2 separate regions of the Homo sapiens genome follow, and region 2 is linked to region 1. Evidence: read pairs that join two places in POLR2A ChIA-PET (ENCODE). Cell type or tissue: A673. All regions are shown on one strand. Links, peaks and the distances in the headings refer to the core of each region. The heading gives the core; the rest is flanking DNA.

Region 1 (2,913 bases), core at 292-2,791:
CCAGCTACTTGGGAGGCTGAGGCAGAAGAATCACTTGAACCCAGGAGGCGAAGGTTGCAGGGAGCTGAGATTGCATCACTGTACTCCAGCCTGGGCAAAAGAGAGAGTCTCTGTCTCAAAAAAGAAAAGAAAAATGTGGCCAGGCACAGTGGCTCACGCCTGTAATCCCAGCACTTTGGGAGGCCAAGGCGGGTGGATCACAAGGTCAAGAGTTCAAGACCAACCTGGCCAATATGGTGACACCCAGTCTCTACTAAAAATACAAAAATTAGCCGGGCGTGGTGGTGTGTGCCTGTAGTCCCAGCTACTCGAGAGGCTGAGGCAGAAGAATCGCTTGAACCCGGGAGGTGGAGGTTGCAGTGGGCCAAGATTGTGCCACTGCACTCCAACCTGGGCGACAGAGCTAGGCTCCGTCTCAAAAAGAAAAAAAAGTGTGTGTCTTTGTGTGTGTGTGTGTGTGTGTGGAGACAAGATTTTAGGGAAAGCGAGGAAAAGCAGATGGAGTCAGACCTACCTGAACGTACTGTGCACTATGGTAGCAGTATGCCCCAAACACCACAGGTTGAAGCAGGGAGTCACCATTCTAACTGGGGAGTCGAGAAAGGCTATATACAGAAAGTGGTCCTTGAGCTTGATCTTGAGGCCTTATATAGGTGTTGTTGAGGCAAAAATAGAAGAGGAAAAGGCATTTCAGAAAGAAAAAACTGTGTAATCAAAGCCGAGATCTATCAGAAGACACTATTCAGAATCAAGAAACATCAGGTTTGGGGACAACGAGATTCAGAGATGTGAGGGCAGGAGTCAAAAATGAGGCATGGTCCAGACTGCGCTGGCATAGGTGTAACCTTCAGAAGCCAAGCCTTCATCAGTGTGCACAGGTGATGGGAAACAGATTTTCAGCCAGGTGAGCTTTGCTACACAAACGTGTGGAATTGTAGCAGGCTGTTTCTCCCTAACAATCACACAGATGGGCCTGCATGACAGTCACACAGACAGGCCTGCACAGCACTCCAGTTACACAGACAAATTTCCACAGCACTGCCTTAACACTGAGCAAATAATTAAACCTAGGGAAATCGGTGCCCAGACATCAAAGCTAGAAATATAAACATATGGTCAGTAGGAGACGTGCATAGGCTTCTCCCTATCCTGGAGCAAGTCAAAATAACGGAGACAGTCTCACATTCCTAGTGCCAGGACCTGTCTTGGGTTGTCGAAATCTGAGACAGTCAAGGTAACAGAGGCAGTTGTTTGAATAGATTTATTGGAAAGTCTAAGCAGCTCTTCAGACCAAGCTGTACATGAGATAAGATAGGAATAATCACTCCGGATGGGCACGGTGGCTCATGCCTGTAATCCCAGCACTTTGGGAGACTGAGGTGGGCAGGTCGCTTAAGGTCAGGGGTTTGAGACCAGCTTGGCCAAACTGGTGAAACCCCATCTCTACTAAAACTACAAAAATTAGCTGGACGTGGTGGCATGCGCCTGTGGTCCCAGCTACACGGGAGGCTGAGGCAGGAGAATCGCTTGAACGCAGGAGGCAAAGGTTGCAGTGAGCCAAGATTGTGGCACTGCACTCCAGCCTGGGTGACAGAATGAAACTCTGTCTCAAAAAAGAAAGAAAGGAAACAAAGAAAGAGAGAGAGAGAGAAAGAAAGAAGGAAAAGAATCACTCCAGTACCACAGTAGATAGGCCTTGAAGATACTGGGACCCTCGCAGTTTAATCAGACTTAGCAAGCATTTTTTGGCCTCTGACCTTCTAGTTGAAACAAAATAGTTACTTATAGACTTAGGCAAATGCTATACTGCACATAGGCACATAACCACAACCTATATAAGCACTAAGAAAATTGTACACTTTTGAGTTGGTCTGGTGGAATTATCTTCAACCTTCTCCCTGTATCCAGTTACAGTGATAAATTCCCTTCTTTCCCAGTTTGTCTGCTTCTCGTTATTGGGCCATGAGAAAATGCAACCGGACCCAGCTCTTTCTGGGAACAGAATGATTAGTATTCTTTGCGTATTGGGCTGAACAATTTTTAAAACCTTAGGGGCCTTCTTGAACCCAGAACCAGGCTAATAAAAATGATAATGCTAACACTTGAGTGCTTACTATCTCATTCCCACAAAAACCCTATGAAGTAACGCAGCCCCCTTTTATAGTTCAGGATCTTAAGGCTTAGAAAGAATAAGTGATCAGAGACAGGCACACAGCTGTCAGTGGAGAGGCTTCCGTTTGGAGATCATTTGACTTCCCAGCCAGCAATCCCAATCACTGCGGCCTGGCACAGTGTTTTTTCTTTTTTTTTTTGAGACAGAGTCTCGCTCTGTTGCCAGGTTGGAGTGCAGTGACACAATCTCGGCTCACCGCAACCTCCACCTCCTGAGTACCTGGGAGTACAGGTGCATGCCACCACGCCCAGCTATTTTTTTTTTTTTTTTGTATTTTAGTGGAGATGGGGGTTTCGCAATGTTGGCCAGGCTGGTCTCAATCTCCTGACCTCGTGATCCACCCACCTTGGCCTCCCAAAGTGCTGAGATTAGAGGTGTAAGCCACCATGCCCAGCCTAGCGTTTTTTCAAAATCTGTATCACAACCAGTTAGTGGATCCTAAATGATAAGAAATTTTTTTTTTTTTCTTTGAGACAGAGTTTCACTCTTGTTGCCCAGGCTGGAGTGCAATGGCGTGATCTTGGATCACTGCAACCTCCGCCTCCCAGGTTCTCCTGCCTAAGCCTCCCGAGTAGCTGGGATTACAGGCATGCACCACCACGCCCAGCTAATTTTGTATTTTCAATAAAGATGGGTTTCTCCATGTTGGTCAAGCTGGTCTCGAACTCCCGACCTCGGGTGATCTGCCCGCCTTGGTCTCCCAAAATGCTGAGATTACAGGTGTGAGCCACCGCGCCCAG
Region 2 (2,913 bases), core at 106-2,605, 180 kb before region 1:
AATAGGAGGGTGGGAAAGAAGCTCAAAGTCCTGGCTGAGGAAGGCATGAAGTAAAAAAAAAAAATTTTAGCATTACATTTATTTCACTTTCTGAGTGGTCCACATGCCAAGTTGGGTTAAAATACAAGGACAAAACAGAAACAAAACCACAAAGACAAAACACAGAACCCAGCACCTAACACTTTCTTAATGTTTTGTAAACTTCCTGTTGGATCTACTTAACTCCATTAAAGATAATTATACATTACTTGTCCTTTTTTTTTTTTTTTTTTTTTTTTTTGAGACAGAGTCTCACTCTGTTGCCCAGGCTAGAGTTCAGTGGTGTACTCAGGGCTCACTGCAGTCTCAACCTCCTGGGCTCAAGCAATCCTCCCGCCTCAGCCTCCCAAGTAGCTGGGACTATAGGCACACACCACCACACCCAGCTAATTTTTGTATTTTTAGTGGAGACAGGGTTTTGCTATATTGCCAAGGCTGGTCTTGAACTCCTAGGTTCAAACCATCCACTTACCTCAGCCTCCCAAAGTGCTGGGATTACAGGTGTGAGCGTCTGTGCCCGGTCTTCACGTATGCATTTTTTAAAGCAACAAGGTAATCTATCTATAACATATTTCAAACAGAAATTACCCATAATATGTGTCATTTATTGAACATTTTCAATAGACAAGAGTTTTATAGGTATTATCTTACTTGGATGCTCACAACTCCTTGAAGTTTAAAAATTGCACTAATGGCTGGGTGCAGTGGCTCACACATGTAATCCCAGCACTTTGGGAGGCCAAGGTGGGTGGATCACCTGAGGTCAGGAGTTCAAGACCAGCCTGGTCAACATGGTGAAGCCCCGTCCCTACTAAAAATACGAAAATTAGCCGAGCATGGTGGCGGGCACCTGTATTCCCAGCTGCTTGGGAGGCTGACGCAGGAAAATCACTTGAACCTGGGAGGCAGAGGTTGCAGGAGCTGAGATTGAGCCACTGCACTCCAGCCTGGGTGACAGAGTGAGACTCTGTCTCAAAAAAAAAAAAAAAAAATTGCACTCATTTTTTTAACCCCATTTTGTAGATAAGTAGCCGAAGCCAAGAGAAGCTGAAGACATCGCCCAAGGTCACAGGCTAGTAAACCACAGGATTGGAGCCCAGAATCCTGACTCCTGAGCCCATGTTGTGCACTACAATAACTACTTTAATTTCTTCAAATTCCTTTTCAGTCTTCATCCACATGCATGTGGGTTTTGACAGTTATATTAAAGTGTACAAAGCATTCTGTGCTCCACTACCCCGCGCCTGTTTATCACATCAAATTTGTTTCTGTGTTTCTCCCCAGTCAATATATTTGTAATTTGCATTTTAATAGGCTCATAGTATTTCATTGACTCATCATGGTATCATTTAGCAAACCATTTCCTTCTGTTGCAGTTTTATATCTTCACTATTTTTGTTAGCATAGATAATACTGTAATGAACTTCTTTGGGCTCTCAGTTTTGGCTTTAAAAATATATATTTCCTTAGGATAAATTCCTAGGAGTAGGATTTGCCACATACTATCATATTGCTTTCAAGAGTGTTGGACTCATTTACAGCACTACCAGAAGTAAATTAGTAGATAAATTTCACTGTATACTCACTAAAATTAGCCTAATGGAGCACTTTCAAACAGAAATATAAAATAAATGGGTTGTTATTATTACTGTTGTTGCAATGAAAATTACCACCAGAAATCAAATTGTCCGCAGAGCCTCTACTCCTTATTTCTTTGTGGTTTTCTTCCCTATGGCTTCAATATGCTCATCTGATGTCACAAGTGCTGTGTTTGGCTTTGTTACAGGATGCCAGCAACGAGGATGCAAATTGAAAAAGGCCATTATTCAGATACTAACAGCTGGCACTAACCTTGCTCCTTCTCCTGCCTTCCCAATTTCTATTCCCTCTTACATTAACAAAAGGCTTGGGAACATCTTGCCTCCTACCCTCACCCCAGTTCCCAAATCAGTTATCACAGCTTCCGCCATCTCCCTTCCAAAGCTTACCCATCCTCCCCATTTCCAGTGTTACTGTGCTGAATCTGATCCCTGTAATCACAGCCTGCACACAAATTTTACAACACGACACCCTTCTTGCTCTGAATCACCCTACACACAGCTCCCAGGTGAACCTTCCTAAATCGCAGCCTCTGGTCATGTCATTTCTCAGCCCCAAAGTCTGTACCGGTTATTGGGAGCCTCAGGAATGGCACCCAAACTGGCACCTACTGCGCTCCCAAATGTGCATCTCTGCTTCCCTGCCTCGCCTGCCAGCACTTTTCTCCATCGTAGTTTCCTGGAAGCCTCAATACTCCTTGAAACGTGGTCTTTACGGTCAGACACGGTATCTCTGCTGGGAGGGCCTACCACGCAGAATCTCAGGTACAGCCTTTCCCTCCACTCATCTGCTGTGGATCCCTTTGGCTGGGAGAGCCCAGGCAAGTCTCTCGTACATCTTTAAAGCCACCAAGGACACAGCCTCTCAGTAGCTTCTCTGCCTTGAACTTTGCCAGCACCCTTTCCAGATCCAGCCTCCACTCAGTTGCTAGAGCGAGCTGTCTACACTGCAGGCTGGGTCACAGTCCTCCCCAGCTCTGTAGCATGTCCTTCCCACTGTCTCTGTAGCATGTTATCCCAGCCTCTTCAGGAGCTGGTCCCTTTCTACCCCTGCAGGTTCAACATCCCAGAACTCCACCCCTACTGATGCTGTGTGTCCAGCCCTCTGTGCAGCCTTCATGCCTTCTTAGAGGTCCCTAAAGGAGATGCTCCTGTGCACCTGCCAGCCAACGTGTGCTGGCATCTGCCTCGGGGGCTTGCTCATTCCTTCACCCTCCTGGCAGGCTTCTACTTCATGGCTCAAGTCAAATGTCGCCTTCTCTGGGAAGTTGTCTGA

The links. Peaks named below come from ENCODE experiments on the same cell type or tissue, not always from the same donor. Only the 100,000 strongest peaks of a DNase experiment are listed, where the experiment ranks them.
Region 2: POLR2A ChIA-PET joins it to region 1 with 7 read pairs; 15 of 35 experiments call an interaction of 5 or more read pairs at or near these places.

What each region holds. Positions count from the first base shown.
Region 1 is chr11:123,089,820-123,092,732 of GRCh38, reverse strand. The region is part of intron 2 of CLMP (CXADR like cell adhesion molecule); the gene reads left to right. Among named protein-coding and RNA genes, the nearest start is that of HSPA8, 29 kb to the right of the region's middle. In A673, for the core only: no CTCF peak of the experiment used is centred there; no DNase peak of the experiment used is centred there; H3K27ac peaks cover 943 bases.
Region 2 is chr11:123,265,090-123,268,002 of GRCh38, reverse strand. No RefSeq gene overlaps it. Among named protein-coding and RNA genes, the nearest start is that of LINC02727, 48 kb to the left of the region's middle. In A673, for the core only: no CTCF peak of the experiment used is centred there; a DNase peak (open chromatin) is centred at 1,312.